Regions from separate parts of the Mus musculus genome. Here region 1 is linked to region 2. Evidence: chromatin loops called from intact Hi-C (ENCODE). Cell type or tissue: heart. All regions are shown on one strand. Links, peaks and the distances in the headings refer to the core of each region. The heading gives the core; the rest is flanking DNA.

What was found. Hi-C counts contacts between places; a loop is a spot of excess contacts. Peaks named below come from ENCODE experiments on the same cell type or tissue, not always from the same donor. Only the 100,000 strongest peaks of a DNase experiment are listed, where the experiment ranks them.
Region 1: a loop joins it to region 2, with 2.3 times the contacts of the local background. A loop is called at or near these places in 2 of 42 quality-filtered maps.

What each region holds. Positions count from the first base shown.
Region 1 is chr4:120,402,169-120,407,538 of GRCm38, forward strand. It overlaps Scmh1 (sex comb on midleg homolog 1), which reads left to right and starts at 3,180. Exons shown (of 18, transcript NM_001379185.1): 1 at 3,180-3,288. In heart, for the core only: a CTCF peak has its summit at 3,035; a DNase peak (open chromatin) is centred at 3,393; H3K4me3 peaks cover 2,988 bases; H3K27ac peaks cover 2,840 bases.
Region 2 is chr4:120,568,114-120,573,483 of GRCm38, forward strand. Ctps (cytidine 5'-triphosphate synthase) reads right to left here and starts at 2,163. Exons shown (of 19, transcript NM_016748.2): 1 at 2,038-2,163. In heart, for the core only: no CTCF peak of the experiment used is centred there; DNase peaks (open chromatin) are centred at 1,928 and 2,178; H3K4me3 peaks cover 3,186 bases; H3K27ac peaks cover 2,788 bases.

The DNA of each region.
Region 1 (5,370 bases), core at 296-5,295, 170 kb before region 2:
TTCTAAGAAGCACTGAAGCATCCACACTTTGATCTTCCTTCTTCTTGAGCTTCATATGGTCTGTGAATCATATCTTGGGTATACTGAACTTTTGGGCTAATATCCACTTATCAGTGAGTACATACCATGTGTGTTCTTTTGTGATTGGGTTATCTCACTCAGGGTGGTATTTTCAAGTTTCATCCATTTACCTGTGAATTTCATGAAGTCATTGTTTTTAATAGCTGAGTAGTGCTCCATTGTGTAAATGTAACACATTTTCTATATCCATTCTTCTGTTGAGGGGCATTTGGGTTGTTTCCAGCATCTAGCTATTATAAATAAGGCTGCTATGAACATAGTGGAGCATGTGTCCTTATTACATGTTGGAACATCTTCTGGGTATATGCCCAGGAATGGTATAGCTGGGCCCTCAGGTAGTACTATGTCCAATTTTCTGAGGAATTACCAGATTGATTTCCAGAGTGGTTGTACCAGTTTGCAATCCCACCAGCAATGGAGGAATGTTCCTCTTTCTCCACATCCTTGCTAGCATCTGCTGTCACCTGAGTTTTTGATCTTAGCCATTCTGACTGGTGTGAGATGGAATCTGAGTTGTTTTGATTTGCATTTTCCTGATGACTAAGGATGTTGAACATTTCTTTAGGTGCTTCTCAGCCATTCGATTTTCCTCAGTTGAGAATTCTGTTTAGCCCTGTTCCCCATTTTTAAATAGGGTTCTTTGGTTCTCTGGAGTCTAACTTCTTGAGTTCCTTGTATATATTGGATATTAGCCCTCTATGTAGGATTGGTAAAGATCTTTTCCCAACCTATTGGTTGCTGTTTTGACCTATTGTGGTTTGCCTTACAGAAGTCTTGCAATCTTCTTTTTGTTTGTTTGTTTTTTGTTTTGTTTTGTTTTTTTGTTTTTTGAGACAGGGTTTCTCTGTGTAGCCCTGGCTGTCCTGGAACTCACTCTGTAGACCAGGCTGGCCTCGAACACAGAGATCTACCTGCCTCTGCTTCCCAAGTGCTGAGTTTAAGGCATGCCACCATCGCCTGGCAAGCCTTGCAATCTTATGAGGTCCCATTTTCAATTCTTGATCTTAGAGCATAAATATTGGTGTTCAGGAATGTTTCCCCTGTGCCCATGTGTTCGAGGTTCTTCCCCACTTTCTCTTCTATTAGATCCAGGGTATCTGGTTTTCTGTAGAGGTCCTTGATCCACTTGGACTTGAACTTTGTACAGGGAGAAGGAAGGTCCATCCAGAGACTGCCCCACTTGGGAATCTATCCCGTATACAGTTGCCAAACCCAGACGCTATTGCAGATGCTAGAAAGTGCTTGCTGACTGGAGCCTGATATGGCTGTCTCCTGAGACGCTCTGCCAAAGCCTGACAGATACAGAGGCAGATGCTTGCAGCCAACTATTGGACTGAGCATGGGGTCCCCAATGAAGGAATTGGAGAAGGGACTGAAGGAACTGAGGGGGTTTGTAGCCCTATGGGGGGAGCAACAGTGTCAACTGGCCAGACCCCTCCCCCCCCAGCTCCCGGGGACTGGATCACCAACCAAAGAGTATACAGGGAGGGACCCATGGCTCCGGCCATATATGTGGCAGAGGATAGCCTCGTTGGACATCAGTGGGAGGAGCGGCCCTTGGGCCTTAGGGGTTTGATCCCTCAGTGTCGTGGAATGTCAAGGAGGGAAGGCATTGAGTGTGTGGGTGGGTGGGGGAGCACCCTCATAGAGGCTGGGGGAGCAGGGATAGGATAGGGGGTTTTTGGAGGGGAGACCTGGAAAGGGGATAACGTTTGAAATGTAATAAGGAAAATATCCAATAGAAGAGAGAGAGGAAAAAAAATTGAAGTTCTAGTGTAGATGTGCAAGGATCTGCCGTGCTTTGGCTTCCCTTCATTCTCTAACATTAACAGCATCACCACCAGATTCCCAGAGCCTCTCAGACTCTTGATAGCCATCCCTGCCACACCTTTGCTCTCAGTCTCTCCTCATCCTGAGAAGCCTTTCTTTGCAGCTTCCTCTAGGAACCAGATTGAATGAGCTTCGGGCTAAGTAAGGGCTGCTTTCCCGGAACTCTCTGGTTCTGGTGTGAGTTCCATAGCTGTGATAAAGACCCCTACCAAAAGCAACCTGGGAGAGGAAATGGTTTATTTGGCTTACACTTCCACAACATTGTTCATCTCTGAGGGAGGTGAGAACAGCAACAGGGAGACAGGAAATGAAGCTAGGCTATGGAGCAACATCCTTTATTGGCCTCTCTTTATACCACCTAGGACCACCTCTGCCCAGGGGTAGCACCTCCCACATCAATCATTAGACAAGAAAATGCCCACCCAGACTTTGCCTATAGGCCATTCTGATGGAGACTGTTATGCAACTGAGATTCCACCTTCTGAGATAAGAGTAGATTTGTTTCAGGCTGATAAAAATCAACCAGCATTTCCCTTAACACCTGACCTCCAGGCAAGAGCACAGCCAGTAAAATTGTGTGATCTTGGAGACGTAGCTCTCCCCCCCACCCCCATGAACTTCAGTTTCCGCGGGCTAAAACATAACGTTCTTGAGACACAATTGTGTGTGGGGTGGGGTAGCATCATTGGAAGGACCCTAGCCACTGTAGTACCTAGCACGCTAACATTCAAAGCCTACTACGGGGCAAAAGTGAAGGCCTGCTTTTGTTAGTCTTGTTGCACCTTTTGGGGCGCACTGGTTTTCTCCTCATAGTAGTTTTCCTCCCGCCTGCGCATTGGAAAGACTAAAGGTGCGAAGGAACTCTTTTAAGATTACTCCACAGCCGGCCACCAGCTGGGTGGGGGCTGAGGGCCGACGGGATTCGAACCTGGGACCTCAGAGGACGTCATTCACTTGTCTGGGAGACGCGAGCAATCCAGTGGGTCGCGGCTTTTTTTTTTTTTTTTTTTTTTTTTTTTTTTTTTTTAGGGCTGGCGGTCGCGAGGCGGGGGGAAGGCGCGAGGGGTCGCCCCTTCCCGCCGCCCCGCGCGCGCGCGCGAGAGAACCCAACGGCCGCGGCGCGCGCCACCTCGCGGCAGGAGTCTCTGGCGGGCGGGGCTGGGCAGCTCTCGCCCCCGCCCCCCGCCCCTCGGCCGCCGCCGCCGCCGCCGCCGCCGCCTCGGTGGAGCCCCCCGCCTCCCGCCGCCGCCTCAGCCGAGCCGCTCTCCAGAGCCGTCGCCCGCCCCTGCCGGCGTCCTCGCTCGCTCCCTGCGCAGCGGAAACATGGCGGCTGGATGGGAGTGAGCCGCCCGCGCCCCGCGCCGCTGTCGCCCTCAGGTAAGCGCCTCACTGCCACCCCCGGCCCGGTCCGGGCCCCTCAAGGCCCGCCTTACGGCCACGGGCTGGAGCGAGTCCCCGCCCGGTGACCCTGGTGTCTGTGTCCGCGGCCCTCCGGCGGCCGTGTCAACCCGGCCAGAACCCCGGCGGCCTGCGCCGCATCTGCTCGGGCCCAGTGTCCGGCGGCGGCCTGACGCGTCGGGGTCGGTCGGGGGCGCGGCGCGCGAGTCCCCGCACAGGGCCCCTTCCGAGCGGGGAGCAGGGCTTGGGGCGGAACCGGGAAGCCTGGCTCGGGCCCAGTGCGGGGGCTCTTTCGGGCTGCTGGGACGCGTCGCCAGAGAGATTCGCCTGGGTCCCAGCAGCGGAGCACCGGGGGTCGTGAACACAGTGGGCTTGGAGCTTTCTTCAGGGGTCCCGGGGCTGGGGGCGGGGTGGGGGAGACTCACTTGTGTCACCTGCCTGGAGCCGGGCAAACACCCGGCGGCTACAGAAGGTTTCGAACCTGAGACAGGGAACGGCGGACAACCTTAGAGCACAGCAGGGGAAGGAGTTCCCTAGTAGATAGGTGAACCCCAAAACATACCCCAAAGCGAAGAGATCTGAGAGTCATCCAGGCTCCCCCTACTCTTATCCTATTCGGGAAGGAAGTTATCTTTAAAAATTCCAAATAATACCCTAATAATTTGGCGAACCTTTTAGGACGGCTCTCCGTCCTAGTCCTAATAACCTTTCTAAAGTAAGGCCGTCCAGTCTGGTCCTGGATGGATTTGGTTATAGGTAGAAAGGAACGGCTGTCTCTCGTCTTTCTGCTTCGTTTCCTCTTGGGCAGCTGTTAAGAGTGAAGATAGTAATCGTGTCCCCTGAGTCTTATTTTGGCTAACTCCCAATTCCTTTAGTCTTTTTCTTTACTCTGGTCTTTGATCCGCTCCTTTGATGAGCACTGGTTTGCCCATATTGCCCCCACAGAAGAGCTTCTTGTGAGCAGAGAGACCAAGCTCAATCATTTCTAAGGGAAGAGCTTTGACCCTAAAGGACTGACCTTAAATAAAAAGTACTCTCCCTTCCTCATTTTCGTACTGCGTTGAACTTAGCGGGTGGGGGTAGGGAGGGGAGAGGGAAAAGCTGTATAGTAGTAGCATGTGTTCCCCCAAGCTAAAAGAGATCATCCTGTTTTGTGGTTTCTCTTCCTTTGAAAAATTGAACACTTCATCAAGTGAGCTAATGTATATCAAAAGATTGTACAGTGTAATATATCATGCAGATAAAAGAGCTTATTATTTTTGCTCTAAAAAGGACTGAGACCTAGATTGGTGCCAAACTGCAATTTAATATTTGCTTGGAGAGAGAACTGCCTTATGACAATGAACTCTGCTTTTTTTCCCTGCCAGCAGAAGGCCTCAACTTGCTGTGAAAAAAACACTTTCTGTTGCTCATTAAAAAAGCATTCCTTTTTTTTCCTTTTTTTTTTTTTAAAGTTTAATTCTTAGCCTTGGTGGTACGTAGGGTTAAAGTACTTAAAACGGATCTTTTATTAGTTTTTTAGACCTTTGCCTAAGCATCCCTGCAAACAAGTAATTTCTTAAGCCCATTAGGGAAGTGATGGCTTTGTAGATAAAATGCTAAGATCTGTGGCTGGGACCTCATTCAAGATCTGAGCAAAGTTTCACTGTTTTTGTAACTAAGGCAAGCGCATACCAGCAGTCAGAACTGTGTTTATCTTTGTACTTATGTCTTTGTTTTTTGAATTGGTTAGTGGTTTTTAAGTTTGTAGCACATAAGTCAAAATTTTAAAGGTGTTGCTTTTTAATTGTGTGTGTGTGTGTGTGCGCGCGCGCCCATGGAGGCTAGAGGAATAAGATTTCTCTACAACTGGAGTTATAGAGAGTTGTAAGATAACAGTTGGGTGCTAAGAGCTAGGCTTGGTTCCTCTGGAAGAGAGATACATGATCTTAAACATTGAGCTATCTCACCAGCTCCACACATGTCAGATTTTAATTTCTGGAATGTTAGTTTGTGCAAATACTGTTTCACTTTTGTGTAACTTGTTAAAGAATTATATGGTGCCATTCTGTACAGAACTGC
Region 2 (5,370 bases), core at 242-5,241:
ACAGAGAAGACACTTCCCCCCTCTAAAAACCCTGTGTGAAGCCAAATTAAAACAAAAATAAGCTAAGGAACAAAGAAAGGGGAATTCTGCAGGACGCATTTCCCAGCTCCACTCCTCCCAGGAACGAGAATGAACAAACTTGGCAAGGAAAGCATAATGCTTGAAATACCTTTCCCCTTACACAGTAAGGAATGTTATCCTGCTCTTTCTACCCTCTGCGCAGTCGTTTCAAAAGTGTACTTCTACAAAATACAACTGGGTTTCCCAGAAAGGTTTTGACAGGATAAGGTACTCCATGCCTGTAAAGAAAGGGGCACTTGGAAAGAGAAAGGAGGGTTGCCCCAAGTTCAAAGACACCTGATCTACATACATATGGAATTCCTATCTCAAAAGAGGGGAAGGTGACTTTATGGGCAGAAAAAAAAAAAAAATCAAAAGAAATGATGACTAGTCTTTAACCCAAGACCTTCAGGAGTGTTTAGTATGCTTATGCAGACTGTGAACCCCAAAAGGGTAGACAATATCCTTGAGAGAAAAACTGTATCACCTCATAATTATATGGTTCCTTCTTATTAATGCATTTATCAAACTTGGCTATATTTTAGTATTTTAGATAAGTCCAAACCTGGCATCCTGGCATTTCTTACTAAGACTACAGCCTAGACTCACTGAGTCAATTTCTGATGTTCCTACAGATTCCTCAGTTCAGAACAGGTTGTCACGGGATCACCTCATCTTGTCCCAACTTTATTCAGATCTCTCTGTGTGTATGTGCGTGTGTGTTTCTGAGAGAGAGAGAGATTGAGACTCAGACAGACAGACAGACAGACAGACAGACACTAAGATTCTGGCAGTCTCCCAGAGTGACTGGCAAAAAAATATTCCAAAAGCCACAAAGAGCCAGTTGGAGAGGACCCATTCCCTAACGTTTACAAACTACCTATTATGGGAGAGCTACTCACATGCTGGGGGTACCACAAACTTAAGTCAAATGTGGGTCCAACTTAAGTATCTCCGGGAGAGATGACCTGGACTGAGGGAGGATCCAGGAGCTCCTTTTGAAAACCTGCCTTGTAATGGGCCCGTAAGGCTGACTGACTGAAATGAGCTAGGAATCAGGCAAAGCATGAACAAGCAGGTGAGCCCACAGGATGCACCAAGAAAAAAAGATTAGGGCAAAGGGATGGCCAGGGGCCAGTCCATGGGCAAAGTTGAATGTCCACGCTGCACTTTTTTTTCTGAAGATGACAAGACACAAAAGGTTTTTCAAGTACAGGAGCTATAATATAGAGCAAGGGGCACCAGATAAATTCACGAATGAAAAATGTGAAAGCTTTTGTTAAAAAAAAAAAAAAATGAAGTTGGTGAAAATCAGGCTCAGGATCCACCGCAGATGTGCTGAAATCTAAATCTAGCCCCGAAGTGCCTGATGCCCGGGTTCGCACCGCCGTAAAAAGTGGGACGAGAACCACAGCAGCACCCACCCGCGTCACCCGGCTGCTGAGGATTTAAAATAATGAGTGTGGACGTAAGGCAGCCACGCTGACGTAGTGGCCTCAAGAACGCCAGCATCTTCGCGCTGGGCTGGAAAGAGAGACAGCAGCTGGGTAGCCTGGGCCGTGAGGCCCAGCGAACCTACAAGCCCCTTCCTCCCGCGCGCCGGGCAGCGCCGGGAGGAGCTCAAGGCCGCCAGTCGGGCCCCATCACAGGCTGGGGCTCTGGGAGACCCCTCCGCGGCGGCACACCGCGCTCTCTACCTCACCAAGCCCGGCTGCCCGCGTCGCCGGACTCGGCCCCTTTCCTTAGCCGGGCCACGCGGCCCGCGCGCGGGAGCCGGCAGCTCGCGTTCCGGGACTGCCCGCCCCACTCCCGTTAGAGATGCAGCCCATTGGGCAGAACGCCGGGCCAGCTCTCCCCTGATTGGTGAGAAGAGACGTTTATCGCCCCGGCGGCGTGGCCGTCCGCGCCGGGCTCTGTCGGCGCCACAGGCTCTTGCACCCGGGAGCCGTTCCACCGGGATCCCTGAAGTCTGCCTACCTGAGGCCGGCTTCGGAGTCTCGTGTCAGCCACAGCAAGGCCGGCGCGCGCGTGGTGAGCCTCGGGCAGCCAGTGCTCGGCCGGGCCGCATGCGCCAGCCGTCTTTCTGAGAGGCGGGCTCTAGGCGGTGCGCACGCAGAGGGCGGGGAGAGGCGGGCCCAGGGGAGGGTGGGGCTAGGGCGCGCATGCGCGGGACGTCTCGCCGCAGCTTGTTGAGTGGCTACTGCGGGTGGGTCTCGGGAGTTGTGGGTTCTGTGGGCTTCCTCGCCCGAGGTCTAGAGGATGCTGGTGACTCGCATCTAACCGGAACCCTGAGGGCCTTTGCCTGGTCCCGCAATAGCCGGTGGACACTCTCACCTCCCATCCGCCTTCCCTCAGGCTGCGGGCCAAATCATCTCGTGCTCTCGCCCCGCACCGCCGCCTTCTCCCGGTGCCTGCTTGTCTCCCTCTTAGGCCGGGCCGCTTGGCTTCACGTCCTAGCCAGCTGCCTTTCCACACAACGCACCCTGACGGTGCCTGCATTAGAACAACTGTCGCGAGCCTACTTCCATCCGGCACTAAATGTAGAGAGGCAAACGAGCCCACTTCTAACAAGTCATGGGGATTTTCACAGACGATTGGGACTTGGGGAGTTAGTGTACAGCGGGTTCTGAACACGTAGCAGAAACGTTTACTGGCAAGGAAGGGAGGGAGGAATAGAAAATGAGGCAGAAGAAAAAGTCTGTGTGCACATTCCAGGCGAGGTCCAGAAGAGCCTTGCAGAGTGAACAGTGCAGGCTGGAGAGGTTGGAAGGGCAGCTCTATGCAGAGCGTTGTAGGCAAAAGATTTACAGCACCCAAGGTGATGATTTTGTCTTTTGAATACTACATAAACCCATGTGAGTTTTTAATACCCTCCACCCTGCAAAAACTACACAAAGGTTTCCTTAGGAAGTACCTTGTACCTTGAACTCCATCCAGGAGGCTTGTTTCCTTCCATTAGGAGTAATTTATTGCTTTTTTTTTTCTTCTGTCTTTGCTGAAAGAGTTAAAGAAAAGGTATGCCTCCCATGACCATACTGGTTTTTTTCAGGAAAATGACTCAAACAAGTAGAATTCCAAGAAACCACTTAGGAGAATTCTACAGGGGCTTCTCTCGGAGACTTCCGGATTCTTTCAGATCCCAACCAACAGCATGCTCTGAGTCTGCCCAAATACCCAAACTGCTCTGCTCCAAGAAGCTTCCATAAGAGGTACAAAACTGAACTCCTCCCCCAGTCGCTCTTCTGGGGGACCCCTTCACTCCCCTCCACTCTCCCATATTCTCTTTGATGGTCTTGCTTTCCATTTCACCAAGAAAATGCAAGCCAACAAGAGAACTTCTGTCTACCAGCCTGCTTTCATGTGTGCGAGCAGCATGGTCTTTCATCTTGGTACTTCAGACAAGTGGCTGCAGTGGAGAGGGCAGCCCCCCTCTTCTCACTGCTTCAGGTGCCATACAACTCACCGATGCCTGGGATGTCTCCCCTCCACATCACCAGTTTTCTCCTTCTACTACCCCAGTGCAGAGTGTTACATGGTTCTCCCATGTTTGCCCAGGGCCCTTGTTTGTCTACAGCCATCTCTGCTTCACCTCCCAGTCTGTCACTTTTCAGCAAAACTCGAGGAAAATGTTGGCACTGACTATCTCTGGGTTTTGTTTTCCACCCTTTTCCTTGTACGAGTTCTAGTCAGCCATTGTTCATGTTCCTGTTAACTAAATATTTTTATGTGTTTTGGTCATGAGCCAATGTCGTTAAAGCCTGAACTATGTCCAGCCCAGTTTATGTTCTGTAATTCCACCAAAAATGTTTTGATCAAAAATCAAGTTCATGTTCCCAAACCTTATCTCTGAACATAGGGTACAGATTCTAATTCCATACCTGTTCTCAGACCCTAAAGGAAGACAATATGTGCATGATGTGAATGCATTTATGCATACTTAAACTACTTGTTTTCCTAACCTTAGACTCAGTCTTCCTGTAAGCTTCTATGTGCAGCCATAGTCCCAAAACACAGCCCCCTGAACTGACATCCTCTGTGGCATCTTATGTCCCCGCTGGTCATTCCCTCCCTAAAATGGTCTTCTCCTGGCTTCTTGGAAACCATATTCATTTTTTTCCCTGAGTTATAGGCCTCCTGCATCTGCCTAGATCCTCTTCTTGACCTGTAAATAGTGTTCTGCCTTGGGCCTTATTTTAAAAGTCTCCACTTAAATCATCTTCTAAATAATCATGTTCAAAATGACAACTCTGGAATTGATATCCCTAGCCTGGACTTGTTCTGAACTTCATGAGTAATTCCCCTCCTAGCACAGTACTTAGTCAGCTAGGCATCTTGTCCTCCATCTCCACCTGCCTCTCTGGGATGCCTTTCATCATCAACTGCTCCTCAGAGAATGGGGTCAAGGCAAACTTTCTAAAAAGGGCAGGTCACCCATACTCGATGCTACACAAGCAACTGAGCTCTGTCTTCATAGCACAGAAGTTGAAACAGTTAATACATCATGAAGTAAGTATGGTTTTTCCGAAGAAAACTGTGTTTCGCTGGGAGATGGTGGCACGAGCCTTTAATCCCAGCACTCGGGAGGCAGAGGCAGGCAGATTTCTGAGTTCGAGGCCAGCCTGGTCTACAGAGTGAGTTCCAGGACAGCCAGGGCTACACAGAGAAACCCTGTCTCAAAACAAACAAACAAAAAAAACCAAAACAAACCAAACAAAAACAACAAAAATGAAATAAAGCTGGAGGAACATATGAGGAAGACATTCTAATGTCATTCTCGGGCCTCTTAACCTTAACATGTCCCATTACAAGTGAGTATACACACACACACACACACACACGAGTCTTGATTGAATATGTGATACTACAGAATATAGGCTATCTTCAAGGTTTTCTAGAGTTGATAGATCATATAATCATCGGTGATGAGAAGACCAAATAAATGTATATAACTGAATGTAAAATGTCAGAATTATGCTGATAGCCATTTCAGAAGTTGCTGGAAGTTCTAATCCCAAGCCAAAATTCATTTAATGATTCTTTTAGAAATTAATATCAAGTCAGTCAGCAACTCAAACTCAAACAGCAATTTTTTAATCAAACATTCTTTCCCTTTCTTTTTCTTTCTTTCTTTTTTTGTTTTAGTTTTAGTTTTTGGTTTTTCGAGACAGGGTTTCTCTGTGCAGCCCTGGCTATCCTAGAACTCACTCTGTAGACCAGGGGGGCCTTGGACTCAGAAATCTGCCTGCCTCTGCCTCCCAAGTGCTGGTATTCCACACCACTGCCCAGCTTCTTCATTTTTTTTGTAATACA